Regions from separate parts of the Homo sapiens genome. Here all the other regions are linked to region 2. The links are chromatin loops, found by intact Hi-C in ENCODE. Cell type or tissue: heart left ventricle. All regions are shown on one strand. Each heading gives the region's core, and the rest is flanking DNA. Links, peaks and the distances in the headings are about the cores only.

Region 1 (7,707 bases), core at 1,376-5,375, 160 kb before region 2:
GGCTCACACACACATTCAGGACACATTCAGGGCCAAGCTGGATCTCAACAAAGACAGCCAGGATCCACAGTTCATGGGAGACTGGAAACTACTCATGGACAGACAGGAGATACCACTAGACATGGCCATTCTGGTTATGGACAATCCACACAGACAGGTTCCAGATCTAGTAGAGCAAGTCATTTTCAGTCACATAGTAGTGAAAGGCAAAGGCATGGATCAAGTCAGGTTTGGAAACATGGCAGCTATGGACCTGCAGAATATGACTATGGGCACACTGGGTATGGGCCTTCTGGTGGCAGCAGAAAAAGCATCAGTAATTCTCACCTTTCATGGTCAACAGACAGCACTGCAAACAAGCAACTGTCTAGACATTGACAGTTATTTTCTAGTTCTGACCTTATAGTATCCAAAGCAACTAAAAGAACAGGAAGACACAGTTTAAATCATGAACAGTCAATGGTAAGTTATGAACATTCAGTTGATTCTCAGTATCAGTCTCGACCTATTATTATAAGAAGTCAGGAATCTAGTCATGGACATTCTATAGTAACTCATAAACAGTCAAACAACACCTATGTTCAACCTGGATATAACACAGCCAGAAGGGAGGGATGTACACATAGCCAGTCAAATGACCACCTTGGATTTGGCCATGGACAATCCATATCAGTTCATGGCCATTCAAAATCTAGTTCAATCAGAAAACAGGAATCCCATACTGATAACAAAAAGCATTCAGAAGATTGGGAGAAAGACACTCATGAGCAATTAGGATCTAGGCATGGGAAGTTAGAGTTCAATACAATAGGTATACATGGATCTAGCCAGCAACATTTCGGAGATACAACTTTTCATGGGCAGGTAAGATCCAGCACAGGTTTTGCCAGATAGGTATTAAGTCATGGGCCATCAAGAGATGCCTAGGGTCAGTCTGGATTCAGTACCAATGAAAGACAAGTATACAGCCATGGCCAATCAAATGATAGTTATGAGTAGTCAAATGACAGCAAAAGTCAAAGATACATTTTCAGTCACTTTCTTGACAGCCAAGACCCTGCAGGAATTGAAGAGTATAGGTATAGATATTCATCAAGCAGTGCAACCATATGCAGTGGGGGAGACAAAGGCAAGAGTCAGAGTCAAGTCTGTCAGGAGGTATCAGAATATACGGTGAGGATGTGGGCAAAAAACAAAGAGGCTCTGAGGCCAGCGGTTACCATACAAAGGAAAGAACAGGCTCTGGTTCCTTCTGCTTAGATAGCAACACCCCACTCTATGAATATGTCCAAGAACAAAGGAGTTATTACTTTGAATAAGAAGCCAACATAAACTAGCCCAAGATAAGAACTAACCCAGAGAAGAAATGAGACACATACATGAAATTAAGGTATTTAACATGATCTCCTCTTTTGGTAGTAAGGGTATATGTCTGTTCTTTCATTTTAACTATAGTTCTGTACTATATTACTTTTGTTTGGTGCCAGGTGTTTTTGTAAGGCTCCACATTCATTGAACTCCTTGGTTAGAAAATAGTGAATGAGGCCGGGCGCGGTGGCTCACGCCTGTAATCCCAGCACTTTGGGAGGCCAAGATGGGTGGATCACGAAGTCAGGAGTTCGAGACCAGCCTGGCCAACATAGTGAAATCCCGTCTCTACTAAAAATACAAAAATTAGCTGGGTGCAGTAGCGGGCACCTGTAATCCTAGCTACTCAGGAGGCTGAGGCAGGAGAATTGGTTGAACCCGGGAGGCAGAGGTTGCAGTGAGCCGAGATCGCACCACTGCACTCCAGCCTGGGTGACTGAGCAAGACTCCACCTTGAAAAAAAGAAAGAAAGAAAATAGTGAATGGAAGAAAAAGATAAACACCATTTGGGGCTATATTCAGAACTATATAATAAAGAGAGATTTGTGTGGTTGGGAATAAAATTAGGTTTTAAAAAAATTTCCGAATTTCAAAATTTGGATTTTCCAGATTTTGTTTTAATTAATTATTGACAAACCTATCCAAGGAGCTAAATGACGTGGTTTAGGAGCCAAAACGTCTCTAGAAACATTATAACACATCCCATCCTGAACAAAGAATGTTGTCATAGTTTCCCACATGAATATTCAGAATATTTGCATCTTTTTGTGTCACTACTGGAATTCTGTACAATTATATTTAAATTTATTGTCATGGCCTTCTGGATATAGGATCCAGAAAATTGTACTTCATAAAAATTGGCAATAAACATTTCATCAAGTTATAGTTTCTCTTCTCTTTCATCTCCACAAACACATAGTTTCCTGCCATGGGATCAGATGCAGTTTTCTTCCACCTCCACACAGCTAGATGGCAGTGAAGCACTCAGGTACTAATAATAAGGACTCCAAAGAAGACAAAACTCAACCATATCTGATCTTTTCCTCAATCTAATCGCTGTCCAATGCTTCTGTAAAGCATTTACAGAAAGGCTTTATACTGATGAGTTGACCTCAGATGTTCTGGTTAATCATGATCATCACAGCAATTATTATCAAACATAATCCCAAGAAGCTACTTTCTAAGACAACCCAAGCTCTGGAAATAAGAATTATACACCATGGATTTTCTCTGTCAAAGATATTAATGGAAGAATCACTATCAATAGAAGCTAATTGGGTCCAGAGGTTTCCAGTAGAAGAAAAACAGTTAAAAATATATTATTCCTGCCTATAAGGAGAAAATACATGAATTTATTATGAATAGTGAGAGAAGTAATGATGAGTAGAAGAATTATGTACAAAATGCACTATCCTCAGTAGAAAGTTTACTACTATAAAACCCAAAGAAAATGTGCAGACTGTCAGAACTAGTAAGAACTTTAAAGATTACTTCCTTAATTTGGAAGTTAAAATAAAAAAGCCAAGCACACCGCATTTAATTAAAAGAGTGATAATTCTCACCATTAAATTTGGTGCTATCCAAATTTATCCTCTTTTCACTCAAAAATCAAGCTACTTTTCCTCCACCTTCACTTTTGGAATTCAAACTAAACTGAAATTCATCAGTGAGTGTTCAAAATCACAAGTCCCTATTAGAAGCAGAAGTTACATGAAAACAACAACAACAACAAACAGGCTCATTCTTCTGATTAGACTCAGAATATATCTATCTAATCTAGTTTTTAAATTGTAATATTAAGAAGGACTTGTACTTTATGAACTTTAAATCGTACTATGTAATCAACATAACACTAGTCTGTTAGTTTGCTAGTGAAAAAGCTACTGTTATACTATTAATGATACTCAGCAAAATTACTGTGTATATAGGAGTTAACGCTAGTAACCAATTCATACCAATCTATCTATCACCATTTATTCACTGAATATAAATACTAATTATCAAAGAACAATTAGAAATTTAAATTTGATATTTAATCTCTTTCTATTATAGATAAAGTAAGTCTATACCTATAATAAAAAGAGAAATCCATAGATTTTTATCCTACCTCTGCACAGCTAGATGGCAGTAAAGTAAATCTATGGATTTACTTTATTTACAATAGAAGAGATTAACTTGCTAATTGGAAGTGCTGCTATGACCAAGGTATAGGTTTCTGATTCTCAAGCCAAAGCTCTCTCTCGTGTCAGGGCGTCTGCACTCATTCCATACATCTGTAATTCCATATTCTACCGCTAGACGGCGGTGAAACACTCAGATACTAATGATGAGTCCAAAGAAGGTAAAACTCAACATCTGATCTTTCCCTCAATCTAATCACTGTCTAAAGCATTTACAAGAAAGAAAGGCTTTATTCTCTAAGTATACGTTTACAAATGTCTAAAGTTTCACTGGTATCCTGAATAAACGTTAATGTGCCTTTATTGTATGTGTGTGTAAATATGTATATGTGTATATATAAATATATAGGTTATGTACATAAATGACCCCCATAATCCCTTAACCACACCCATTTGAAATTTAAATGTAATATATTCCACATTGCTAAAACTCTCAATAATATGTTTTAATCAAATAGGGGGCAATTGTTCCTTATAAATTACACCAGAAGTATTAAATAACTCAAAAAGAGTTACACATCTCCCTTCTAAGATAAAAGGAAAGATAAAAATGAGACATCAGGTATGGTCTACAAAGAAAAAGTTCAAAACTGGGGTGCCCCCATGTGAAACCTCTGTGAACAGTTGAATTTCTTAGATGCTAGAAAGAGAAGTGTCATAGGTACATACCGTTAGATATTTCCCCTCTACTACCATCTGTGTGCTAGCAACCTGTAGGTAAAGCATTTCTGTGCCAAGAAATACCCAGTGATGTCAAACCATGGCTGAGACTGTCATGGAGAGTACATGGCACTGAAGAGGAACTCTGGGTGGCCAAAATGGGAGGAAAGAAAGATAAAATTCCTCTTCTTACAAACTTTCTAGATAAAGATGACCTTTGGATGAGGGAAATTGAAGGTCAGTTTGTAGCAGACACACTGCATGCACTTGCTGTTCTGTTAGAGTGTAATACATAGTCCCTGTGTTCCAAGAGTCCTTGATAACCAGAGAAGACTTTCTAATACTACATGCTGAGTACAACCTTTGTGGAGCACTCTAACACAATCAAAGGTGGGTATGTAAACTGTGGGGAAATGAGCAAGAAAAAGTAGAAAATCTTTAAAAAGTAAAGATTGAGGCAATTCTGGATTTGGTTGGAAATTAATCAAGCGAGCAGACAGAAGCTTCCTCTCTAATAATGATTTGACACAATTAAAAGGCCACTAACTCAGGCTTTGAAACTGGTTTTAAGCAACATCTTACTGAATCTTTGGAAAACATGGTAAGTGAAAGTGAGTGAAACTCTCCTTAAAAGTGCATAGAATTACCAGTAGAAGTTCACAAGTATATTTTTTGCATTATAAAGCCATCTAACACAAAGAAGTATGAAATTTGCAAGGAAAAACATGTTCATTTTCTAAAGATTGTTTAGATATGTTAAGTTGTCTCATATTATTCTTTTCATTTCCCCACAATGTACAATTAATAAAAATCTTATGTTGTCTTACTTTCTACAAATAAAGTGCAGTAATTAGGAAAAGGATGAAATGGAGGAACAGCCTCTGGTTCCAAATCACTTAGATGTGTTTCTGGCTTTACCACTTTCTCTAGAATTAAAGTTTTAAGAATTGGCAGGTTATCCGTTTTTAATTAGAACATAGAAATGAAGGGTGGGAGAGGCAGTTTCCTATACTGAGGCTATTAGAGAAGAGGAAATATAGAGAGACCCTAAAATTCACAAATAGGGTGATCTGCTTTGGCTACAAGAACAAAATTTAAGGAGCTCAAGAACTTACATACAAGTACAGACAGATTATCCCTAGCTTAAAGTCATTACTTCAAGATTCCTCTGAGGCTGATTAAGAAACAACAACAAACAAAAAAATCTGTATCAAATCTACTGGTTGCTGCTTTCTAAAACTTGGTACAAAATATTCAATATTTGTGTTATTTATTCCACTCTGGATTAAAAAAAGAAAATTAAAATTTACTGAATGCCTACTCACTATGTTTCAGACACTTGCTCTAAAACAACCTTGCAAGTAAAAAATTAACCATACCTTACAGACAAAATTGAGGATCATGGAGGTTAAAAAAAAATCCTAACAGAGAATACACATCAAATGTTACTTTCCCTCACTTTCTTTCCTCTAAAAATCACTTTATGCTTCCTCTTTTAGAATCAATAGACTAGATAGGTAGATCGATGATAGGTGATAGAGATAGATAGATGACAGATAGACTAATAGATAGATAATAGACTTCAAATATATTTTTAAAATTTTTAAATGTTAAAATATTCTCCATACCTCACTCAGTAGTATCATTCTTTATTTTTTGTCAAGAGGGCTTTAATAGGACAGTAGTTCAACCCTTCTTCTTCCTTAAATTCTCAAGATGACATTTTGTCAGCTCTGATGTTGTTTGTTGCCTTGCTAGGCTAGCTGAATGTCTTAAAAACCAATCAACCAGTAAACAAATAAAATCATGTCTCATCCAAACTAATTTTTTTCAGGTAGCATTAAAAAATGTATTAGAGCCTGCAATTGTTTCCATTTGGTGCAATTTCAGAGGCTAGACAAGGGTTATGTTTTCTCCCAAAGTGTACCACATAGGCTCTAGATTTGAATATTTGCAGATTAGGGGAATACCCAATAGGCTTCATTTTCCAGCAACATTACTAGTTCCTACTGCCAGTTCCTACTGCTCTTTTCTTTACAATACTTGCCCCATTCTTCCTAATACCTTTCCTGACTAGTTTTGTCAGGGCTGAAAGAACAGATGGTTGAGCTCCACCTATGTGTGACCAAACATTCATATTTCTACAGCTCTCCTGCAACATATAATCCAAGAATGTGGGCTAGGCTGATTAGTAATCTCTCTATGATTATTTTAATGACAGAATCCAGATGATGCAGATAATATGGGTGTTGTCAGTGCAACATTAGGGTCACTCTTTCACTCATCTATTCATTGGAGGGAAGTTAATAACAACTTAAATGACAGATAATGTACTTGATACTGAAATTAGAAATAGAAGACATTGTCCCTGTTCCTTTCTTTATATGTTCATCAAGGAGACCAACATATGAGAAAACAACAGATATGAATGCTGTGGCAAGTACTATAATAGACATGATCAAATAAGACATAATCAAGGAACTATTATTGATCACGTCAATTATAGCACTTGCCACAGTATGATCAGTATGCGAAACTGCCTCTCCCACACTTCATTTCTATGTTCTAATTAAGAACTGAAAATTTGCCAATTCTGTTTAATTCTAGAAAAATTTGGTAAAGCCAGAAACACATCTAAGTAATTTGGAACCAGAGGGTGATCCTCTGTTTTCAGTAAAGTGATCAACTAACCCTGATTAAAGGTGAAGAAAGGATTCAGAGAAATCTTAAGGAAAGAGGAGAATTTGCAGTGGGTCTCCAGAGATGGTCAGGAGTTATTCAGGTTTATCTGAGGAGACTAACTACTCCAGGCTTTTGTTAAGTGTACGTAAAGTCTTAAAGTAAGAAAGACCATAGTGAGCTCAGGGAACCTGAAAATAATCCAGCATAGCTAAGACATAGGTTGTATGTGGAAGCATAGCAAGAAATGATGTTGGAGTAATAGGCATGGGAAGACTGTAAAATGAAAATAAAGATAAGTTTCTTTGGAATCTTTTGTAGCAAGTTAAATATGAATAAAAATTAAGATACTATGGAAAATTGTTAACTTTTTATTTAAAATTGCATAAATGGTATGATTCCATTGTGTTAAATAAATTTTGTCTAACTCTCCATCCAGCTGCATACAAAGAAATCTGAAATAATGTTTTCCAGAAGTTAACACTGATTATTTCTATATGATGGAATCCGTGATGATTTGTTGCTGTCTTCTATTACAATTTTCTGTATTGCTTGACTATTTTATAATTAAGGAGCATTCATTCTTTCAAATTTAAAAAGTCACTAAAATAAAATATAAACGAACGCATATGTTTACACTCACACAAAGTATAGACAGAGAGACTTCGGAGCAAAAGAACATGATCCAGATAGACAAAGAATAATTCCTGCTCCAGGGAACTGGGAAAACAAGGTCATTCAGGCAAACAAAGAGAGGTCAGATCAAGAAGAAATGTGTCGTCAAAGTCATACAATAGAGCGAGACTTAAGCTTAGGTTAT
Region 2 (7,707 bases), core at 2,094-6,093:
GCCCTAATATATTGGACATGAAACTGCCAACTGCACCAAAGAGGAAGGAATGCTGAAGGACATTATCACAAAGCTAAGGGCCAATCAGTAAAATCTTGGAAAATCAAATTGGCTCAGAAAGAGTGAAATGACTTAAGGGAGTAGATAAAGAAATTTCAGAATATTTTAAATGAAGAGATGGTTTTGGTTCTGGAAACAGGTCTGGGAAAGTATCAAGGAATAAATGTAAAGAGGGAACCACATAAAAGGAAACTTGAGGTTTAGAGTCCAAAATGGACCCATATTGAAGGGAAAACCCAATATATTGAGACCTAAAACCTCTTAAAGATAGAATTTGAAAAGTGACCTCTCTTAAAGATAGATCAGAATGATGAAAAGGAAGACAAGCAAGAATCTAAGAAGGGAACAAGAATAATTGATAATTTCAGATGTCCTCTCATGCCATTTTAGGGCTAAGAGAAACTCAGGGGTCTGAATTTCTCCAACAAGCAAGGCCAAACATGTGAAACCAAGTTTTCCACTCCACAGCACTGAAGGGCCTCTCTACAGGGTTTGCAGTCATCTTGGTGACACTAAGAAAAGGAGACACGTGTCCTCTCAGCTCTGGGATTCCCATACGTACAGACAGGTTTGTGGTGTTCTTATTCACCACTCCTCACACTCAGTCTGGGGCAAGGGAAGAGCACAGGCCCAGCCCATACACTACAACCTACTCTACTTTTTCTCCAAACTCCTCTCCACTCTTGTTTAGATGGTCTTTTTTCTATTCTGGATAGGGGTGGAGTAGAAGGAAAAAAATGTTCCCAGTAGCGTCTTCTTTCAAACTTTAATGTCTCATACCTGCACCTTGCCTTTTGAATTTAGAAGAGAAAAATATTGATCTCTTTGTCTGCGGATCCCCCAGTTTGGACTAAGGGACCCTCAGAATAAATCTGTGCAAAACCCAGAGGGGGACTGGGAAAGACCTCGTTCATACATATCTGGCCATGGTTGTTTTTGTAGCTCTAAAATATTTCATTTGCATGTATTTACAAATTCAGCAAAATAAAATTACTTTAAAGTATATAATAAATGACATCAAATCCACCTTTTCTCTGTTGATGGGGGTGAGGCAGTAAAAATACCAAGTGCCTGAAATGGTGGGGCACAGGAACACAGGGATGAAAAACGTTTTATGGTTAAACAGTCTGATAAAACCACCAAACCCTTCTGCCCCACCTCAACAAGACACACTCTTGAAATGAAATGTCCCATTGTGTTTACAGAGAGGGAGAAACAGACAGTGAGGAAGGAGAGGATGGGAAAGTAGAGGAAGAAGGCTTTTTCTGCCTTAATAACAATGTTCAAAGGTTTGCCTGGCTTCACACTTGATTGTCTTCTCCCTCAAAAAAGCAAAAGCAAGGTAGCAACAGAGTTCTTTCAGTTTTCTGTGCAGATTCACATATAGATAACTAAGTAGTAATACTTCCTTACTTGTGTCAAAGAATTTGTGTGCACATTCCACTGGAAATAATTCCATCTGGACCTGGTAACTCCCTTTGGGGTGACTATATCTCCTGCAGGAACTCAGTCCTCACTCAAAAAATCCCAAATTTCCTTCAATCCCATACCCTCAATCACACCTTGCAAAGGTCATCCCTCAATGAAGTCTGGCCACCTGTTTCAGATCAGCAGCCCAAATGGCAATAGAGCCTATGTTGTTTCAATGGCCCACTAAATATTAACAGCTAATAATAGCTAATATAGCTAATAATAACATTTGATGAGCATTTACTATATGCTAGCACTGCTCTAAGAACTTCCCACATATTAATCCTCACAATAACTCTGTAAGTATTATTCTTACCCATATATTATAGATGAGAAAACTGAGAAACAGAGAAGTTAAGCAGCTTTCCCAAGGGTACACTGCTAGTAAGTGGCTGAGCCAGAATTTGAGCCCAGGCAGCCTAACTCCAGGGACCATGTTCTTAACCATTACATGATTCTTCCCCTTGGAAGAGGACAGAACAGATAATATGATGGTTACATTTAGATACACACAGTTTACAATTTGCCCATGGCCCTGGCTCCCAATAACTTCTCATTCCTTTAGCCTCACTGTTCATGTTTGATGTTTTCTGTCTTCATATTGAAAATGCAACACGTTACATTGTGTTAACTTGGCATAATGGAGTAAAAAACAAGGCTTCAGTGGGAATACAATCCTCATGTAAAGTTTAAGAATGGTCAAGACCTGTACTCATGTCTTCATCAAAATTGACTCCAAGTATCCAACTTAGCAGACCAAATGGATGGTGTTAGCACTAACAGAATTCAAGAATTCAGAAGGTAGAATAGATCAGGTTTAAAGAAATAAACTTAGCTCAGGGCATTCATTCATTCAACAAATATTTTTAAAGCATTGAATGTGTATCTGAAACTGTTGTACATTCTGGGCATTCAACAAGGAGGCAGAACAAGTCCTTGCCTCCTGGCAACATTCATTCTAGGGCACACTAGAAAAAACTGAAAAAGTAAATAAGTAAGGAACACAATGCTGTGAAAAAATAACCAAGGGAACCTCTTTCATATGGGGCATTCAGGGACAAAGCAAATTTGAGATGATCAAAGATAGGCAGGTAGATATACAGATCTTAATGACACATTGTCATTGTGCCTTCATGCCAGCTTCCCAAGAACCATAAAATATTTAAAAATAATTTATGATGTTGTAATGCAAACTTCTCAAGCTGATGCTCCAGGCTCTGCTCCAATCCAGCCCTGCCTATCTATCCTCTTCCCACCACCACTCCCAAACACATCTTCTCCATTCCACTTAGGCTAATCTCCTTACTGGCTCACAACATAACAAGTTCACCCCCAACCCTGTTCTCTCCCCTACACCTGTTAATTCTACCCATCCCTCAAGACCAGGCTCAAGTTCCACCTTCCTCATTCTTACCCACTCAGGCTTACCGAACACCCTTCTCCTTTAAACAACTAGTTCCCAGGCAATTAATTACGTAAAAATAGTCTTCTGTCCTTCGCGGCTGTTTCACATATGCCATAACCCAGGACTTTTAACACAAGGCACCACAATATCCTCCCAGCAAGTGTAGGCATGAAGGGAAAGGGGTGTGGCACATGTCCAGAGTTCCCTGGGCCAGAGGTGAAGAGAACTGACTCAGGCTCAGAGAGGCAGCTCAAGGGGAGCAAGCACAGCGAACAAGGGGCACAACTCCCAAATAGGAGCAATGCAAAGTCTCCACTCAAGTGGAAAGATCAACAACTGAGACTACAAGAGACAAGGAGGCAGTTCTAGAGGGGAACTAAGGATCCAGATGGGATATCTAATTGAGGAGTGAAAAGCATAGCATAAGCTCAGTCTCATAGACAAGTTCAACACAGGATAAAGGGAGTAGAGACTTGGGGGATAACCAGAGGCACAACAACTGTCAGCAAAAGGAATCCAGTGAAATTCTGGAACCTACAAACCAAGAATGGGTGACCAAGTTTAAGGACCTGACCTAATTCTAAGCTGTAGGTACAGATTATCAGTGGGCTTGTCTTGGGGGAAATGGGGAAAGTAGATGAAAAAGAGATGAAGGCCAAAATGGTTATGTATAGATTATTTGTCCCTTACGGGCAGGAGACAGGCTTTATGCCTCATTTCTATCCTCCACACCAGTTAGCAAAATAAATATTTACTGATTATGTAAAAAAAGAAAGATCACAGAGAATTTGGTATTACCCAATGATGGGAAGTATGCCAAGATAACCTTAGTCATGATTTAAGCAAGTTATGTATTGTGAAGTCTCCATCACCCTAAAAACACCAAGTGGTAATGTGATCTGGTGAATGAACACGACTGGAAATGAGGACATGAAACCAGACCAGTTTTGTTAGAAACCTCTTATGAGACCCTAAACAAGTTACTTTACTTATCTGAACCTCAATTACCTCATCTTTAAAGGAGTAAATGTAATAACTCCAATTTTTTCATATCTAGAACACACTTCCCGCCAGATCTGACTAATTTCCTCACATCTTTTGAATCTTTGCTCAATCTTGCCTTCCTAATGAAGCCTATTTAATACTAACCACTCTATTTCATACTGCAACCTGCCCATCCCACCAACCCTACCCACACACACAAACACTGGTCTACATTTTTTCTTTTTCATAACACTTCTAACATTTTACATAATTTATTATCTTTATTGTTGTGTGCTAGAATGTGATCTCTATGAAGGCAAAGATCTTTGTCTATTCTATTCATTGATATACTTCACATCTCTGAGTGGAAACTGGAACAGAGTAAACATCCAATAAATATTTGTTGAATGAATACATGAATCGATCTTTAAAAAGGCCAAAATCTTGTGAAAGACCAGAATAATAAATCATTTATATTCTCCCTGAGACCAGGGTCGGCCTCCCACACCCTCAGGCATCCCTATATCCCCTGGTACAGTGTACCATAGTGTGGAATAAGTATTCAATACGTCCCTACTAAATTACTAATTAAACATGGGACCCAAAAAGACAAACATAACCGCGTGCTCTGGGGCCACCTGCTGGCAACTCTTAGTAGGTACCTAAGCAACCAAACTGACAAGAATTTTCAGTGATGAATGGAGTGGCAGGGATTATCTCCTTTCAGCCAGTGAGAACAATCAGGCAACAGACGGCAACAGGAGGAAGGAGGGTAGGCTGGAAATCAGACGTTTCCAAAACCTGCTGTGAAGGACCATACACCCACTGTTTCCCAGAACTCACTTTCTACTTAACAATAATAACGGTAAGTACCCTGTACTGTTTTAAGCACTTTCATGTATCATCTCATTTAATCCTCACATTAATCCGCTGTACCATCTTTACCACCATTTTATAAATGACCAACATTTCCTTTTGAAATAATTACTTTACTTACGTGAAGCAGTGAAGCGGTAAAACAGTGTAAACTATTATTAGTAAGAAAAATCAAGGCATGACTTTTGGGGAGTACCAAGGCACCATGTGCGGGCAGAATGTGACACGCCTGGAGAGGACCAACGACGCCCCAAGGGGGCTGACCTACCAGCCCGCCCCTCAAGCCAAGCACAACCTCAGTCCGGGGTTCTGGATCCCAAAGTCCGCTCCGTTACATTCGGATCACACCAGAACAAGGAGGCAGCCCGCGCCCCGGCTAGCGAGCTCTGCGCCAGGGGAACGCGTGCCGGCGCCCTTAAGCTCCCAAAGCCCCTTCTCGGCGAAGCCGCCGGGGGACGCGGGCCCCGGAAGTGCAGCCCCTCCGCCCGGAAGCAGCTTTTCCTACTTCCCTTGGCGCGACGGGAGCCTGTGTTCACCAGTGCTCCGGCTGAGGCCAGATTCCTGAGGCCGTTCCTTTCGCTGTTTCCGAACGCACAGCCCCGAGAGGCCGGAGGGGATACGAAAGACCTAGGCCGATGGCCCTTCCACACTGCCGCCCCTCGGCTCCCCACCTCTACCAAGGGAGGCCACTGATGTCAGATTCCTCTGTGTTCTGGGAGGATGTTCTGGCCGAGGTCCGCGACCGGGCCCAGCAGCTGCCTGGGGCAGTCCCCGTGATCCTAACAGAGAACGGGGCCTCGGCTCGCAGGATCCCGCTCTGGGCTCCAAGGGCTCCTCGTATTGTAGGAGCTTTCCGCAGCCCCTCTAGGCGCTGGGACCCTTTGGTGGGATAACGGCTAGGGTTCCCTACTCCGTCCAGTGCCAGCGTCCGGCCTCTGAAAGACTTTCCTCAGCCTCCACCTTATCCCGTAAATAAGGACTTCAGGTGACCTGCAAGTGCGCCCCCTGCTGGCCCGTCGGACTCCCACCACCTTGGTTCGCCCCAACAGCCTTGGCTACATGGTTTCCCAAATGGAGTACCAAGATAGTCTTAAGTGCTACATGCACTTTTTAAGAATGTTTGAGTATTTATTCTTATTTGTGTTAGAAAATACTAAAACCAGCCCAACAAACCGGTTATCTCAAATATTAGTGTAAGGCTAAATTCTTAAGTGAGTAGTTAACATTGGTTCAAAAATATTAGGCCGGGCATTGTGGCTCATGCCTCTAATCCCAGCACTTTGGGAGGCCGAGGTGGGTGGATCACATGAGGTCAGCAGTTCAAGACCAGCCTGGCCAACATGGTGAAACCCCGTCTCTACCAAAAATACAAAAATTAGCCGGGCATAGTGGCACGCACCTGTAATCCCAGCTACTAAGGAGGCTGAGGCAGGAGAATCTCCTGAACCTTGGAGGCAGAGGTTGCAGTGAGCCGAGATCGCGCCACTGCACTCTAGCCTGGGCAACAGAGCGAGACTCTGTCTCTAAATAAATAAATAAGAATATTATTATTATATATACACAGATATTGCAAAAATCTTGAAGGTGGTACTCAGATGACTAAAGGAGAAAACTCAGTCTCACAGAGTCAATCAAGGGAAAAAACGGGTGTGGTAGTTAATTTTATGTGTGAATTTTGTAAACCAAAAATTATCTGAGACGGGTCTCAAATCACCTTAGAAGTTTATTTTGCCAAGGTTAAGGACCACTCCAGAAACAGGTCTGTGCTTTCCCCAATGATAATTTTTTAGGACTTCAATATTTAAAGGGTGAAAGCAGGGTGGAGAAGAAATAGGGAGGGTAGGGTCACATTACTAAATCCACATATTGCAAGATAAAAGGAGAAGAAGGTAAGGGAATAGTCAATTATGTTTCCGTCTCATGCTCAGTAAATCGGTGCTTTACACAAGGTAGGGTGAACATAGAGTGGAGATATTTAATCTTTTATCAGTAGCTATGGGCCTAGGAACAAAAGGAAAGGCCGTTGCTTGCATGACTTACCTTCTGCTTAATTTTTTTCTTTTGGCATAGTGAACTTCCCTTTCACATTTCAGAGGATATTTTTAGATGGGATTAACATTTAAATCAGTAAACTTTGGGTAAAGCAGATTGCCCTCCCTAATGGGGTGGGCCTCATCCAATCAGTTCAAGGCCTGAATAGAACAAAAAGACTAGCATCCCTGAGCAAGAGAAAATTCTCCAGCAGACTGCCTTAGGATTGTGTATAATCAGCTCTCCCAAGTTTCTAGCCTGCTGTCCTACACTGCAGATTTTAGACTCTCCAGCTTCCATATTCACATCAGCCAATTCCTTGTAATAAATCTCTTTCTATAAATACACATGCTGTTGGTTCTGTTTCTGAGAAATCCTACTAATATGGTGGGTGATCTTAAATAGTCTTCCCTCTCTGACACTGAGTGGAGCTTCAAGGAGGACAGCAGAAGAAAGAGGGCTTGACTCCAGTATCCAAAGTGCTGAGGGCTCACCCTAGGACCTATTCACTGGGCATATTGCTGTAGCTTTACTTCTTCACTCCCCCTTCCCACCAGGTCCCTTGGATGCCAGGTTCTAAAGCACTCCCACTGCTCACTCTTCCTGGAAAAGGGCATTGTGGTGGAATGTTGAAGGAGCTTGGCAGCCAAATCAGCATATCCAGTGTCGTGACTCAACCCCTTCACAGCTCGCAACCTTAGTTTATCAAAGTCCCTTCCCTTCTCTGGAATTCCATTGTATCTGTATGATGAGAAGGCTTGATTAGGTGATGTCTAAGGTCTCTACTAGAGGTGAGCGCCTTTTCCCCACTCCTGGCCTCTTTTCACTCCTTTCTTCTCCTTGCCCCTGAGATGGTAGAAGGACTTAACTGGTTGGTAAAT
Region 3 (7,707 bases), core at 1,658-5,657, 270 kb before region 2:
AATTAGCCAGGCGTGGTGGCGCATGCCTGTAATCCCAGCTACTTGGTAAACTGAGGCAGGAGAATCGCTTGAACCTGGCAGGCGGAGGTTGCAGTGAGCCAAGATCGCGCCATTGAACTCCAGCCTGGGCAACAAGAGTGAAACTCAAAAAAAAAAAAAAAAAAAAAGGAAGGAAGGAAGGAGCAAAGAGAATAGCCCAGCCAGCCAATATTTTAAAAAGGGATAAATTTGCGAGATTTATACCGCCCGATATCAAAATTTGTTATAACATTGCAGTAACTACGACTGCGGTATTAGTTTGAAAGTAGAACAATAGAACAAAATAAGAAGTCAAAAACGTTCCCATACATATACGGCCAACTAAGTTATGACAAAACTCCACTGCAATGTAGTAGGGGAAAAAAAAATGGTAGGAAATGATTCTGGGTCATTTGAATATCCATGTGGGGAAATAAATGAACCTTGACCCCTACCTCAATCCATACAAAAATATTTGTAAGAAATGGATCATAGACCTAAATGTGAGGGTTAAAATAATCCAGCTTCTAAATTAAAACAGAAGAAAATATACTGGGTAGACAAAGATTTCCTAAACAGGACATAAAAAGTACTATTTTATAAAAGAAAAATTATTTTATATTTTATAAAAGAAAAAACTGATAAATTGAAATCCTTAAAATTAAAAACTTTTAGTTCTTGAAAGACATTGAAAAGAGAGCGTGTAGGGAAGCAATAGGAAGATTTTGTGTCATATCTATCTGTATCTATGGCTACAGTTGTGTAACTTCTTTTATTTTTAATTCGCTGATTCCCCACGAGAGGGCGCCTTTCCACAAGTCCTTATTTAGCACAGCACTGATGGCCATAGACAATGCTCGAGCCTGGCTTTCTAGCACATCTCCATTTCCCAACACAGAGGCTAAGCCCTTTGTGGGAGGCACACATGTAGTCAGACAATCCTGGTAATATGTGATACGTTTGGGGAAAAATTTTTTTTAACAGTGACTTAAGACCTGGTAAGGTATCTGTGTGGCCAGATTAAAGGATAAGAGTGAGTTAGTAAAACCTAAAATGAACTGGGCGTGGTGGCTCACGCCTGTAATCCCAGCACTTTGGGAGGCCGAGACGGGCGGATTACGAGGTCAGGAGATTGAGACCATCCTGGCTAACACGGTGAAACCCCGTCTCTACTAAAAATACAAAAATATTAGCCGGGCGTAGTGGCGGGAGCCTGTAGTCCCAGCTACTTGGGAGGCTGAGGCAGGAGAATGGCGTGAACCTGGGAGGCGGAGCTTGCAGTGAGCCGAGATAGCGCCACTGCACTCCAGCCTGGGCGACAGAGCGAGACTCCGTCTCAAAAAATAATAATAATAATAAATAAAATAAACCTAAAATACAGGCAGTTCGTCTCTTTTTAGAAGTCAAAACCTTAACATCTGGGAGTGTCCGTATGAATTTTGGCCCCTAAAAATCTTAAAAAGGGATGTTTTTGAGTTGCCAGCATCAATACTTAGTATAAAAAGTTTATAAGTGCAATAACTCTTTGGAACTCTATCACCAAAGGAGGACATTCTTCTTCTATTTAGATGTCACACATCTCCACAAACCGAAATGCAGTCTGTTTCCTATTTATTGTTATATGTTGCCTGCATTCTTTCTTTCAACAGTTATTGAACACCTTGCTGTGTCCTAGGACCTGTGCACATCTTCTGGGATCTGCCATAATTTAATGCTAATTCTCTGTCCCCCTCTGGGAGAAGACAAACACATTAGCCACATGGTGATTAGATGTAGTTCAAGGTGTCTTAGGGTCTCTGAGGACTGGGGAGTTTGGAGAGTGTAAGGGATGGATCTTGGAAGTAGGTGATTTTTGAAGTAGGTGATGTTGGGGGACATCTTGGATGTACAGATTGTTTTTCGTAAGGTATACCAGCACAAGCAAAGGCAAAGGGACATTTGCATGATGCTACCATGAGGTATTATATACATAAAGTGTTTCGGGAAGACTGAAATAATTAATTTGCTAGAGTCACGTATAGAAAGGCTTCATTTGCCATTTCCAAGTAAAGAAGAATGAAGATTGACTGGGTGAAAAGGCGGTTTATGCACACAACCAGCAGGTGGCGCCCACCCTTCTGCACATCTAGCAGCCTGGTTAGTCCCTCCCAAATTACAGCAACCAGGAAGGAGTCAAATGCTGATGTCCACCTGGGCCAACCCTCACCCCCACACACATCCCACACCTTATACTCTGAGCTACTCTGAACCCACTACCTACAGAAACTAGAACAGATAGGAAACAGCATGGTTAAAAATGTTCCACACTTGCTTTCACTTTCAAGAAGAATGTCACTTCTGTGCTTTTACTTTCAGATAATTTAAAAACCAAAAGTCTACTTAATGCCAAAAAAAAAAAGAGAAGTAAAAATAGTAATTGATTTCAGAGTGGTGAGGACGCTGGACCTAAAACCAGGGGTACAAGGAAGCAGCCTCGGTGTGGTGGGGATCAGTGAGAGCCTGTGACTCCTGGGGCCCTCCTCGGCCACTGAGCTGGGGCTCACTGACACCAGGAGGCCAGCTCAGAGCATGGCAGCTGCTGCAGGCAGGGCCACTCGGCCGAATGAAGGCAATGGGGTGCAGAGGAGAGAACGGGGCTCTGGAGCCAGAACATCTGCTTTGCTGGCTCTGTGGCCATGTGTGAGTTACCCACTCTCACCAAACCACTATTTCTCAACTTCTAAATTGGTCCATAACACACTCCCAGAGGAGTTGACATGATCAGCATGTTTAAGTGCCTAGTGGTGCCCAGCATATAATATATACTCAGTCAGTAGAGGTAGCTCAACCCCATTACTCTCCTCTCTCACTCCCTTCCAGCCACACTGGCCTCTTTGCTGTATCTTGTGTAGATCAGGAATGATTTCACCTTAGGACATTTGCATTGGCTTTTCCCTCTACCTGGAATCTTCTTACCCAAGATATCTGCTTGGCTCCCTCCCTATATTTCTTTCAAAAGTAAGCTTCTTAATAAAGCAGAGCTGACCAGTCCATTTAAATTACAACTTACCCTTTATCCTTGCCACTTGCACTCTCATTCCTTATTCAGCTCTATTTCTATAGTGGTTACCGCCTTCTAACATGTTGTATAATTTACATATTTATTAGGGTTATTGTTTACTGCCTACTACTCCCACCCACATATCCCAGCTTTTATCTATTCTGTTTACTGCTGTATCTCTAGAGTCAATAACACTGACTGGACATCGTAGACACTCAACAAATACTTATCAGTTTTATGAATGAATGGATGCATGGATAGATGCTCTTCCATCTTCAAAAATCAAATATCATCTGTCAAACAGAGAGAGCAGGTGTTAAGGTCAAAGGCGATCCCTTATGTGAAAGGGCAGGTGGAGGAGGAAGCACTGCACCATGGAAAACTGTGTTCCAGGTGGTTGCCAAGAATACTCAGAAGTTAGAGATGAAGGGCTGCCCCAGACACAGCCTTGGGGCCCAAGATTCATACTGCTGTTAGAGGGGCACAAACTTGCTGGGTTTTGACTCTGGGAGGAAAACCACGTGTGGGGTCTTAAGCGGGGCCCTGTGTCTTTGGGGATTCACATTTGTTGCACCCAACTATACTCTGGAGCTTCAGAAATCAATGGAAGTTGCTCTGGATTCAAAAATCAATAGAAGTTGCTCCCTTCCCTGGAGATGCCCACGGTCAACCTTTGTCTTTTGGAGTCAGGCTAACCTGAAGTTGAATCCCAGCTCTACCACCATTGAGTTATGACCTTGGACAAATCACGTAAATTATCTGAGTTTACACTTCTATACATGGCAATATTAGTGGCCACTTTTCAGCAGACTGCCTACACACAGTGTGAATTTGAGAAATACTAGTTCCCTTACCGTTCCGTCTTCCATCTCTGAAACTTCGCTGGAGCTCCATCTTCTTGAGACATGGCGATGCATTTCAGGAGTTTCCCTGAAGAGGGAGCCAGAGCACCACGGAAATCCTAATTGTTGGCTGACAGCAGTCAGCGCAGGGAAGCTTATGGGCACAGCCAGTCAGCAAGTCTTTTGGGTCCAGACCTCGGCTTCCTCTCTCTCAATGCCTTCTATCAAAACCCCCCCACCTTGTGCCAAGTGCTGCTCACAGTCTGCCAAGCAGCTCCCCTATCTCAGGCTCTACCTAGTCAAAATGATCTTTCAATCAAAATTCCAATTTTCTTTTCAGTCACTTTATATAGCTGTTGTCATAGTAAGTGACAACTTGGTTTAATAAAGCCAGTTGTGCCAGGATGTTGCTAGGTAATATTTGCTACTTCTAGGTAACGTGTATATTTTAACAGGTGCCTTCTGATGATACATATGGGGACAGGTAGGCATTCCAAATGCTGAGATCCAGTGCCACTCACCTTTAGACCACCCTGCATTCCATGGGCTATACTTAATATTTGGTGCTTACCCACAGTAAGCTTACATTAGGTTGAACACATAAAATTGTTCATAATCCACCATTTTACCTACAAAACAACAATTTCATATGGTCCAAAATAATATTTCACTTCTTCACCCCCACTCAATTTCAGTGTAGACTCCAGGTCTTTTTTTTTACTTTCCCCATCACATTTTTGCCCTCAAGCACTGTTTTCACTCTTGTTATATTCCCCCCCTCCAGCCCTACCTCAGTTTCCAGTTCCTACACCTTGCCTAGGCCACACCTCACCCTTGCAGGGCATCTCCCTGCTGAGGCAGCTGCTGTGATGGGATTGGTCCCACCTGCCATCTCCAAAATGAGCACAACAGGGCTTTGTCCAGCCAAGAACATAGGGCTCCAGCTCCTCCCATACCACAATATCCCATGAGCACTCTCTCAGTCTCCCAGCAAACTTCTCTGCCCTCGCAGACTCTGGAGTGCCAGTCCCATCGAGTAACTATCTGAAACCCTTTGAGTCTAATTGTCTTCAGATGTGAAATGTAAAAGGACAATGCACACCACATAAGGTTGACATAAGGAATGACTGGCGTAATGGTTGTAAAAAGCCTAGCACTGTGCCTGGCAGATGGCAGTCATTCTGCAAGGTACAGTTGCCCTCTCAGAACCTAGGCATGGTGTACAAGACCAAAGCCCCCAAAGCAACTCATTGTCCTGTCCACCTCTTCCTAAAATGCCATGTTATTGTTGCACCCCCATAGGCACCATTTTGTCAAGTGTGGTCTGGTCCTATTCTCCAAGCACTCTGTATCACACACTCCTGTGATTGCCACAGCATGGGGCAGGGCTGGCCTGGTAACTCCCTAAGGGACTAAGTCCTGCCTCACCAACAGTCTTCTATTCTGTCCTGGGCCCCTGAGATTCTGCCCTTCCACACAACAAGAGTAGTGACTGTGATACCAGAACCACATGACATGTTAAATAAAGAGGCTCTGTAAAGAGGAGCAGAGAGATGTGTGCCCCGGAGGGGAGGGAGGTGGTCAGGCTGGGGGTGAAGAGTGGTGGGACTTGGCCCTAGGAACTCCTGCCCTTTTGTCCTCCTTCCTGCCATACCCTCTCCTGTGTGTTCTTAGCATCTCACCCCCACTCCTCATCTCTCCAGTTCTAAAACAGTCTGTCAAGGCTTCTGGAAGTGGAGAGAGACCCAGGCTGGTTATGGAGGGATTATAAGGAACTGCTAAACACAAAAGACAATGGTCAGCCTCACCCAGACAAAGGCAAATGCCTGTCTTAGTGGGGAGATTGCATGTTCATCCAATTTGAAATTTTAAACAGATGTATAACTCTAAATACTTTAGAATTACAATGTTAGGTTGTGATTTTGAAAAATACCAGAAAAAATGGTATTATGCTAGCAAAAATATAAAGTGGAAATTTCCTCTTCCAATGGGAATGGAGTTACAGGGATGGATTTATCCTGTAACCTGAAACAACTACATAATCTGACAAGCTATAGTTGGCCTTCCTTATACTTGACTTCTACATCCATGGATTCAACCAACCATGGATCAAAAACATTTGAAAAAATACAATAAAAATACAATTTAAAAATACAGTATAACAACCATTTACATAGCATTTACATTATATTAGGTATTATAAGTAATCTAGAGATGTTTTCATGTCTACAGGAGGATGTGCATAGGTTATATGCAAATATCTTGCCATTTTACGTGAGGGATTTGAGCATCTCCAGATTTTGGCATCTTCAAGGGTCTTGGAACAAATCCCTCGTGAATACCAAGGAATGGCTATATAAAAAGAACAATAGTTTTCAAGACCATGAACCTGAAGCAATGCAGGACCATGATGTTTGCAAGATGAAACAAAATGAGCTGAACCCTAGGACTGTCCTGGCCTCCTCCCGGCAAAGGGTTTCCAGGCTGTGACTCAGGGAGCGGAAACTGGCAGAGTCCAGTGGACTCTCAGGATTGAATAAATGGAACTGGATCCTAAAAGACCAAGGCAGCTAGAGTTTTCAAGACAGACTACTAGCCTAGCTGTGGGGAAAAGAAAGAGAGATCAGACTGTTACTGTGTCTATGTAGAAAGAAGTAGACATAAGAGACTCCATTTTGTTGTGTACTAAGAAAAATTCTTCTGCCTTGAGATGCTGTTAATCTGTAACCCTAGCCCCAACCCTGTGCTTGCAGAGACCTGTGATGTGTTAACTCAAGGTTTAATGGATTTAGGGCTATGCAGGATGTGCTTTGTTAAACAAGTGCTTGAAGGCAGTATGCTTGTTAAAAGTCATCACTACTCTCTAATCTCAAGTACCCAGGGACACAATACACTGCGGAAGGCCGCAGGGACCTCTGCCTAGGAAAGCCACATATTGTCCAAGGTTTCTCCCCAAGTGATAGCCTGGGATATGGCCTCATGGGAGGGGAAAGACCTAACCATCCCCCAGCCCAACACCCGTAAAGGGTCTGTGCTGAGGAGGATTAGTAAAAGAGGAAGGCCTCTTTGCAGTTGAGATAACTCTGAGGAAGGCATCTGTCTCCTGCTCATCCCTGGGCAATGGAATGTCTCGGTGTAAAACCCAATTGTATGTTCCATCTACTGAGACAGGAGAAAACCACCTTATGGCTGGAGGTGAGACATGCTGGTGGCAATACTGCTCTTTAATGCACCAAGATGTTTATGTATTGGCACATCAAAGCACAGCACCTTTTTCTTAACCTTGTTTATGACACAGAGACATTTGTCACATGTTTTCCTGCTGACCTTCTCCCCACTATTACCCTATTGTCCTGCCACATCCCCCTCTCTGAGATGGTAGAGATAATGATCAATAAATACTGAGGGAACTCAGAGACCAGTGCCGGCGCGGGTCCTCCGTATACTGAGCGCCCGGTCCCCTGGGCCCACTTTTCTTTCTCTATGCTTTGTCTCTGTGTCTCTTTCTTTTCTCAGTCTCTCGTCCCACCAGACGAGAAACACCCACAGGTGTGGAGGGGCAGGCCACCCCTTCACCTAGCAAGGCAAGAGCTAGAGAGAGAAGGGGGCAGGGGAGCCCTGACAATCAGGAACAGCCTCCCCTCAGATCCTTAGCTGAGTTATGATCAGCACCTGTATGTGAGGAAACTACCTGAGGCAGAGGATGGACCTCCCTGCAGGAATGAAAGCGAATAATCCCAGGATCACCCCGAGTTAGGAAGAACCCCTGTTCCTAACAGCTAGAGTAGAAAACATCATAATTTATTG
Region 4 (7,707 bases), core at 1,674-5,673, 250 kb before region 2:
CCCAGCAGCACCCACCCGCACTGTCCTCGGAGGGCACACTTTATGTCTCTAGGACACAAGCCAGCACAGGTTGGCTTTCTATCCATTCATCCATTTATTCTACCATCCATATGTCCATCATTTGATGCTTCACTGCCTGTCCATCCACCAAATCCATCCCTCTGTTTATCCATTCATTCAGCCATCCTTCCTTGAAAGGTCATCACCACAAAACTCCCTTATAAGAATTAGAGATTTTTTAAAATGTTTCTCATCTTCATTTGGCTACTCATCTGAAAAGCCAAGGTCAAGGTTACTAAATGGGGTCAGTGAAGCAACAGGACGTGAACCCAGGAGACGTGCTTCTCATCTTCTCCCAGTCCATGGTGGGCAGTTCAGCAGCTGTTTCAGCCACTGGGCAGCCTCCCAAGGCCCATTTTGGGAACAATGAGTCCAGTAATCAGGCCACTATTTGTCATCAGGGCCCGCCCTTGTCACAGCAAGGTTGCTGGCTGGAGCAGAATCTTCAAGGCATTTCAAGCATTTACCACCTAAATCTGTCACATATTAGCCCTGTAGGTGGAGTGGGAGAGGCCGTGCAGTATGACTTGTCAAGCTGCCAGACAAAACCTGCTTCAGTCAATTAAATAATGGGCTGTCATTACAGAAGACTGGATTGTGACCTTCTCAATCAAGTTCTAATTGGGGTTGATGAGGACAATCTACCCTGGATGTTCTTATCTTCCATCAGACCATCACTGTTTAGAGTCCTCCTTTCATCCCTAAAATGGGTGTAGATGGGAAAACTGAGCCTGCATCTGCAGAGAGATGGGGATGTGTCCCTAGAGCAAATTTAAGAATTAACAAACACTTAATTGTATGCTCTACGTGAGATCCAGTACCAGATGCTGAGAATCTAGATGCTGGGACAGACCAAGCACATTTCCTGCCTGTGAGGAACACGCAGACCTAGTGAAGAAAACAGTTACCATCAGTGTGGACAGGGCCATAACAGCAACAAGGACAGGGTGTGATGAAAGCACCCACATGTGTCTAGAGAGAATCCCAAAGGCTTCAAGGAAGGGGCATTGGAACTGGGCCTGGACAGCACACACAGACATGCCTGTTCCCTGCTAGATAAACTCAAGAGACACATGGAGGAGCAAGGAGAGGGCCCACCGCAGCTCAGGGGCAGCTGGCAGCTTACATGGGGTCTCTGGGACAGCAGCCACTCTCTTGCACAGTGTGGCACAGATTTGAAAATGTGAGCCACAGAAGGTCCTGCTGATTGTTTCCAGGATACACTTTAAACCATCATAACTCCAGATCGCTGTTTTTATTCATTTTTCCTAGAATAGATTCTTCTCACCTCACCTACCCCTGAGGCCCCACAACCTACTACTATACCCTACTCACTTTTCAAGGCCCACCTCTCAGGTCACCTCTTCTATGAAGCCTTCCTGGAGACTGATCCACTCACAGACGCCTCCCTTTTTGCCCTCCCAGTGTTTTGTATCTAAGTCCAGATTAAATTCCAGTTAGTTTGTGGAGCCTGTCTCCAGGGACCTCCATCTTTGCATCCCCAGTGCCTGGTACACAGTAGGTACCCAACATCTGACTGCTGACAGACCAACCCCTCCCAGGATTGACTCACGCTGAGGTGATCCAGAAGCACCATCCAAACCCACTTCCCACAGGGCTGAGCTTGTTGTCATGGCAGGAAGCCACCAGTTAACTTGAGAAAAACCAGCCTGTGGAATTCTGCCAGTTCCCCAGCCAGTATGCCCCAGAGTAGCTGCCACCCAAAACCCATGCTGTATTTTCTAATGTTTACAGGAAACTTGGAGCTCACAGAGCACCAGTCAACAATCGGCCACCCAGCGAGCATGGGCTGAGCCCCCACTGTATGGGAGGCACCCTAGCACCAGTGACCCTTTAGTGGCTGGGAAAGGAAGTGGGAGGAACCTACTAGTCATCAAAGATGAGATTAGGTTGTTTATTTTTAATTAATTCAAAAGTAATGTGATTGATGTTATCTTCATTATATTCTTTCCTGACTTTCCCATGCTGGGCCTCTCTTACTAGTATAGCAAGATTTTTTTTTTAAGAAAAATTTTAAGGTAGTCTGAGTGGAAAAGCAAGGAGATCCTGAGTATGCAGGGAAAAGAAAGGGGTCGCCAGTGCACTGAGCGGGAAGAGGGTGTGGGACTGCAGAGGTCTCTGAGGGCCAAGGGAGTGACGTTGCCAGCAGCCCAGGCCGCACGTGGCCAGCCTTCTTTAGTTGCTTTCTCTCCCTGCCCCAGCTCACCTCTCATCCAACTCAAACTCTAAGCCTGGGCCCTTCGGGATTTTCTGTATGGTTCGTTATCTTGCACTGCGTGGGAACAAATGATTCTGCCTTTGTGTTCAGAAAAAAAAACAGGAGTGGGGGTGATTTTTTTCAAAGGAAACTTTATTTGGAAAACCAAAAGAAAAGCAAAACAAAAGAGAGCCACCAGGAAGGGGCTGAGGTAGAAAACTGTACCAAGCACAGAGTCCTTATCCTAAACCATCTGAAGACCAACTGTCTTGGCTGACATGTGGACCCAGGACCCAGCACCCATCTCTGCAGAGATCCTTTGCCTGGCCCCCAGGTGCTGCCCCCACACATTTACTGGCACAGTCTGGGGAGGTGAAAAGAAAACACATTTGCTGTTTCTCACCTGGGGGCTCTGAACAGAAGTCAGTTCTACCTACCCATTCCCCACTGGCAGCATCCCCAGTCAGTCCTTGGTCTCCCTTCCAAGCCAGTGTCTGCCAGCAGGAGAGCTGACTGGATTTTTCTCTCCTCCTGCCTCCCTGTACTCCTACCAGGAGGTGCCAGGGCTGGATTCCCCTGGTCTTAACCTGCTCTCAGGAGCCCTCACTGGTGCATTTCTCTGGTTTCCGTTCCCCGTTTTAGCCTCTGGTCAGCAGGCCACTGGGCCTGTCACTGGCCATCTTGGCAGTCATCCTTGTGGACTTTCCTCCCCAGACCCCCTAAGATCTGGTGCCAGTGCCTGTCCTGGCTCTTGTGCAGGACTTTCTAGAGCTTGTCTCACTGGCAAACTCTGCTCAAGGCCCAGCAGGCACTGCACACATCTGGGCAGTGGTGGTTGTTTCTCAGCTCCCAGCCTAACCCTGTAACTTAAGGTCCGCTGGGCACAGGTCCCTATCGTTTAGCTCTGCCCAGAGCCCCACTCGTCATGGCTACTCTGCCTTCAGCTGTTCCCCTTCCTCCTGATGTGAAACTCAGTGCTCCCACCCCACCCCCACCTCCCAAAGTATGAAGATCCCTTTTCAAATCCCAGCTCTGCCATCTAACAGGCTACTGACTTGAACAAGTCTTTTGAACTTTCCAGGGAGAAGACACGTCTGTAAAATCGGGAAAACCATAATAATTAACCCAAAGGATGGCATGAGAGAAAATACAGGTAAAAATGCCTTGTAACTGTAGCCCTGTGTGCAGGTTGTTTTGTTGGCCTCTGCCACCGGCTGATCAGTAGCTTCGCTGTCTGTCTTCACCACCTGAAACACATTCTCTCTCTGGTTCAGGACGGTGCGCTCCTCTCTGAATTCTGGCTTCTTTGCAGGCTTTCGGTTATCCCTCTGTCACCTATTTGCTGCTCAGTTAGTGGCATGCTAGGCCTTCCTGCTACACGTTGACTTGAACACTAGGTGGCAGCCTGACCCATATCTTGCTGGGGTAACTCGGCCCTCTGCCGGGATGGGAACCGAGACTCGAGGCTTCCACCCCAGCTACCCTTACAGCTGCCACACTGCCTTTTCTTTCATGGCTGTTGGCAGCAGAGAGCCAAGAAAGGCTCCCCGTTGCTAAACACAGGCCGAAGCCTTGGAGATGAAGGGAGATTTGAGCTGATCTGAAGTCAGCTCTTCTACCAGCTGGGGCTTCCTTTGTAGAACAAAGACTTGAGACAGCCTTTGGTGGAGGGTGAAAGAAGCTGAGGCCTGGGCGGTGGCGGAGGACTTAGCATGGTGGTGACCTTTTAGCCCAGAAGGCTGCTTTGCCGACTGGGCCTGGAGTTTCCTGTGGACCCTGTGGCCCAGAGGACCTGCTGGGATCCCATTGCATTGGAGGATACAGGCTGATGTTTACCTTTCTCTACTGACTCCTTTCCCTCAACATGCAAGCATGATCAAGCCTTTCCCATTTTAAAGTAATCTTCCAACTTACCTCTCCTTTCATCATCCTCTCTCTTTGGCCTTACCATCTTAGCGAAATTTATTGAAAAGTTATCTTTGCTCTCTCTTTCTTCATCACCTCCCACTCACTTGTTAGCCTACGGCATTCTGACTCTCTTTCTCCTGCACTTCCAGGTCTGTTACTGAAACAAATTTGGGGTCCACCCGCCCAACACAGCAAAGCCAAACACTGACATCAAGATTGCAGAGAGGGGGAAAGTGAGGCATTTATTGCAGGGTGCCAAGCAAGGAGAAGTGGGTAGCTCATGCTTAAGACCTGAACTCTCTGATGCTTGCAATCAAGGGTCTTTGAAGGCAGGGGAAATTTTCAGGAAAGCAGAAATTACAGAAAAAACTGTAAGTCAATACACGGAGGTTATACATTGGTTTGACCTAAAAAGGTGGGATATCTTGAAGCCTGGTGGGAGTAGCAGGGAGGTGAAGGGGCCTTACGGGTCATAGGCAGATACAAAGATTTTCTGATTTGCAATTGGTTAAGGGAAAGAAGATTTGTTTAAAATGTTTGGGACAGCAGAAAAAAAATGTTAGCTCTGGTCCGTGGGCATGACTTCCTCCAGGCCCCTAAAGAAGAATTTTAGGACAAAGAAAGATGGTCAGAGTTCAGTCCTCAGTTCCCCCTTATCTGAGGTCCATGTGCCAGTGGATCCTGTAGGTGGGGGTCTAGATTTCTAGAAAACACTTCAGGGACATATGTTAAGATGATATCTTTGGTTTCTATGGGAAATGTAACATCCTGTGACTCTAACTTCCTTGGCTATTTTTTTAGGTTACTATTACCTTCTTGCTTACGAAGTTGCCCATTTATTTCTCAGGGCTAGCGAGGTGCCTGGAATTTCCCTTGAAGGAACTCGGGATTTTTCTTTATTTCCATGCGTGGAGGGTCCCACAGGATCCTAAAAGGGGTCCCTGCTCCATCTCAGGTCTACTGTCTCTGGTACTGGCCATGCTCTTATATTGTCAATGCCAAGCAACTTTCAGTCTTCATCTTACTGTGTCTCTTTGATGCAGGCCATATTTGTGCTCTCTCCTTGACACAATTCTTTTCCTGTTTTTCTCCAATCCTCTTTAAAATGTTCTTGATCTGCTTTATACACTTCACTCAAACCCAATACTCTCAACTTTTTAACTAGGACTTCTATACTGAAGATTTCCAAATCTTTTACTTAGGACCCGGCATTCTCAGTCCAGTTCCTTATCTCCAGTTAACTCAACATGACCAAAACTGACCTCATCTCTCTGCCACCAGCCCTGATTCAACCAGTTCCTTCTCTGATTTCTGTCTCAGTGAAGAGCATCACCAGGGACCCAGTGGTGGCCAAGGTCAGACCATTAAAAGTCATTGTTGATCCCTCTCTGCCCCACAACACCCACATCCACTTCATAGCCATGTCTAATCAATTCTACCCCCTTAAAAACCTCTCAAATCTCTCCCCATCCCTAGTCCAACTCCCCTGCCCAGGCCAAGTCTCCATTCTCTTTTTCCTGAATAAAGGCAACAGACTCCTATTTGTTCTCCCTGCATTTGTTCCTGCCCCTTCACCACTGCATTGTCCTCACTGCAGACAGTGTCCTTTATAAAGCGCAAAGCTAAACAAGTCATTTCATTTGTAAGCTCAAAACCCTTCGGTGCCCTAAGGGTAGTGTCCAGACACTGTTGCAAGGCCCAAAAGAACCTTCCTGACCTGACTCTGCCCACATTCTCCAGCCACATAGCTTAGCAACCTCCACCTCTCCCCAAACACACACTGTCTCTCTCTCCCCAACTCCCCTCTATCCACCCTCATCAAAAGTGTTCCTGGGAATCCTATGCTCTGCCTTCCACCGCACCTTCGGTCTGAACTACTTCTTTGGCTGCCTCCTTTTTCTCCATTGAGGCTCAGTTCAAGAATTGTCAACTTTCTAATCCTAATTCTGTGCTGGGTGCCCCTTCCCTGTGCCTTTTGGTTAAAGTACTCAGTGTTGTGATTGTGTGACTGTATGTCACTCGACAACTCAGTTTCAGTGAAAGAATTGCATCTTTTTTATCTTTGGGTTGGTCCCCAGCACTAGGTTCACTACCTGGCACTGAGAAGGGGCTAGACAGATATTTGATGGGTGGGTAGATGGGAATATTGAAAACTATTTTCCAGAAAATGTTTCCTGCTTATTCAGAGGTGATCTAGTATTTTGATTCCTCACCTTAACTCCAAGCCCACATGGTACCTATTAAATGAAGCCAAACCCAAGACCTCAGAATGACCCAAAGCAATGCAACTGGATGCTTTCTCCAGAACCAGGTGCTGGAACATCTTTGCTAGGTTCACTACTAAAAAGTTTAGGCACTGTCTCCTGCCTCACTCCTAAGTAGAATCAGCCATGCAAGATGCCAGCTTTGCTCTCATTTCAGCCTAGAGGGATTGCTCTTGCCAGACCAGGTAGACAAGAACTGCAGCTAAGCACTGTAACCAGAGAACACAGCCACCCTCTCTGCAGTTTGTCCCTTGCAGGACAAGGAACCTCTGAGCATGCTTGTGTCTGCCTGGAGAAATCCAGAACAGAAGCACAGAATGCAGAGCCCCCACTAATAATTTAAATGAGATGCAAACACATTCTTAAGGACAGAGAGTTCTCATTCTTATTAATGGTGATAACAAGGCAACTATAATATCACCAACAGTGCTGCCTTAGATTTGCTGGGAATATTTTACAGGCTGAGTCTTTGTTCATACTCTCCTCTGATTGTTCTCCCCACCATGCCTCTTATCCATCCTTCAAGACCCTGATGCAAATACACAATCTGAGAAGCCTTCCCAAGGCCACCCACCCCAGTCTGAATTAACAAGTTTTTTTTCCACGCCTCTGTAGTACATTGTTCATATTTCTTTTACAATACTGATACCAAATTGTGTTTCTTATGCATGTGTCTTTCTTATGTCTTTGTCTGTGTCCCTGACAAAGTTATAAATGCCCAGCAGAAAGGAAATATGGTTTATCTATGTCTGCATATCCCATGGTTCCGGTCCTGCATTCCAGGCATTTGATAAATATCCATTGAATTGATAATAATTGTCAAACCATTGCAAAGCAACAGGCAGAAAACTAGGTTCATAAGTTCAAAGAGAATGGAGAAAATAGGATTGATCATGTGGGTAGAGCTCATCTGGGAAGATTTCCTGAAAGAGGTGTGGCTGGATAAGACTGTACAGGGTGGGGCTGACAAGCATGAACCCTAAGTCTCTGCATGATCCTGACTGTCATCTTAAATTCTGGGAGGGAAAGACCAGGCTTTACTCCTTCCTTATCCGTCTTTGCTCCCCACCCCAATATAGGATAGCAGCAGGAGAGTTGAGTGGTTAGACATGTGGGCTCTCAAGACAGACTGCCTGGATGTGTAGCCTAGCTCAGCCACTTAACAACTGTGCAAGCTTGAGCTGATGACTTCACCTCTCTGGTCTCAGCTTTCTCATTTGTAAAGTAAGGACAATATAATACCTACCTCACTGGATT

Evidence for each region. Peaks named below come from ENCODE experiments on the same cell type or tissue, not always from the same donor. Only the 100,000 strongest peaks of a DNase experiment are listed, where the experiment ranks them.
Region 1: it touches region 2 in a loop (2.4-fold over the local background); 31 of 110 quality-filtered maps call a loop at or near these places.
Region 3: it touches region 2 in a loop (14-fold over the local background); 96 of 110 quality-filtered maps call a loop at or near these places.
Region 4: a loop joins it to region 2, with 19 times the contacts of the local background. A loop is called at or near these places in 97 of 110 quality-filtered maps.

The regions. Positions count from the first base shown.
Region 1 is chr1:152,343,281-152,350,987 of GRCh38, reverse strand. It overlaps FLG2 (filaggrin 2), which reads left to right. Exons shown (of 3, transcript NM_001014342.3): 3 at 1-2,253. The coding sequence ends at 378. The region is part of intron 7 of CCDST (cervical cancer associated DHX9 suppressive transcript); the gene reads right to left. Among named protein-coding and RNA genes, the nearest start is that of FLG2, 13 kb to the left of the region's middle. In heart left ventricle, for the core only: a CTCF peak has its summit at 3,661 (motif pointing right); no DNase peak of the experiment used is centred there.
Region 2 is chr1:152,186,865-152,194,571 of GRCh38, reverse strand. It overlaps CCDST (cervical cancer associated DHX9 suppressive transcript), which reads right to left and starts at 5,269. Exons shown (of 8, transcript NR_186765.1): 1 at 5,091-5,269. In heart left ventricle, for the core only: CTCF peaks have their summits at 4,358, 4,561 (motif pointing left), 5,602 and 5,807 (motif pointing left); DNase peaks (open chromatin) are centred at 4,551, 5,331 and 5,791; H3K4me3 peaks cover 1,372 bases; H3K27ac peaks cover 665 bases.
Region 3 is chr1:152,454,877-152,462,583 of GRCh38, reverse strand. No RefSeq gene overlaps it. Among named protein-coding and RNA genes, the nearest start is that of CRNN, 44 kb to the right of the region's middle. RefSeq lists enhancers at 2,019-2,078, 3,997-4,066. In heart left ventricle, for the core only: CTCF peaks have their summits at 2,117 (motif pointing right) and 3,990 (motif pointing right); DNase peaks (open chromatin) are centred at 2,143 and 4,033; H3K4me3 peaks cover 221 bases.
Region 4 is chr1:152,437,023-152,444,729 of GRCh38, reverse strand. No RefSeq gene overlaps it. Among named protein-coding and RNA genes, the nearest start is that of CRNN, 27 kb to the right of the region's middle. In heart left ventricle, for the core only: CTCF peaks have their summits at 2,136 and 3,669 (motif pointing right); a DNase peak (open chromatin) is centred at 3,689; H3K27ac peaks cover 317 bases; H3K27me3 peaks cover 169 bases.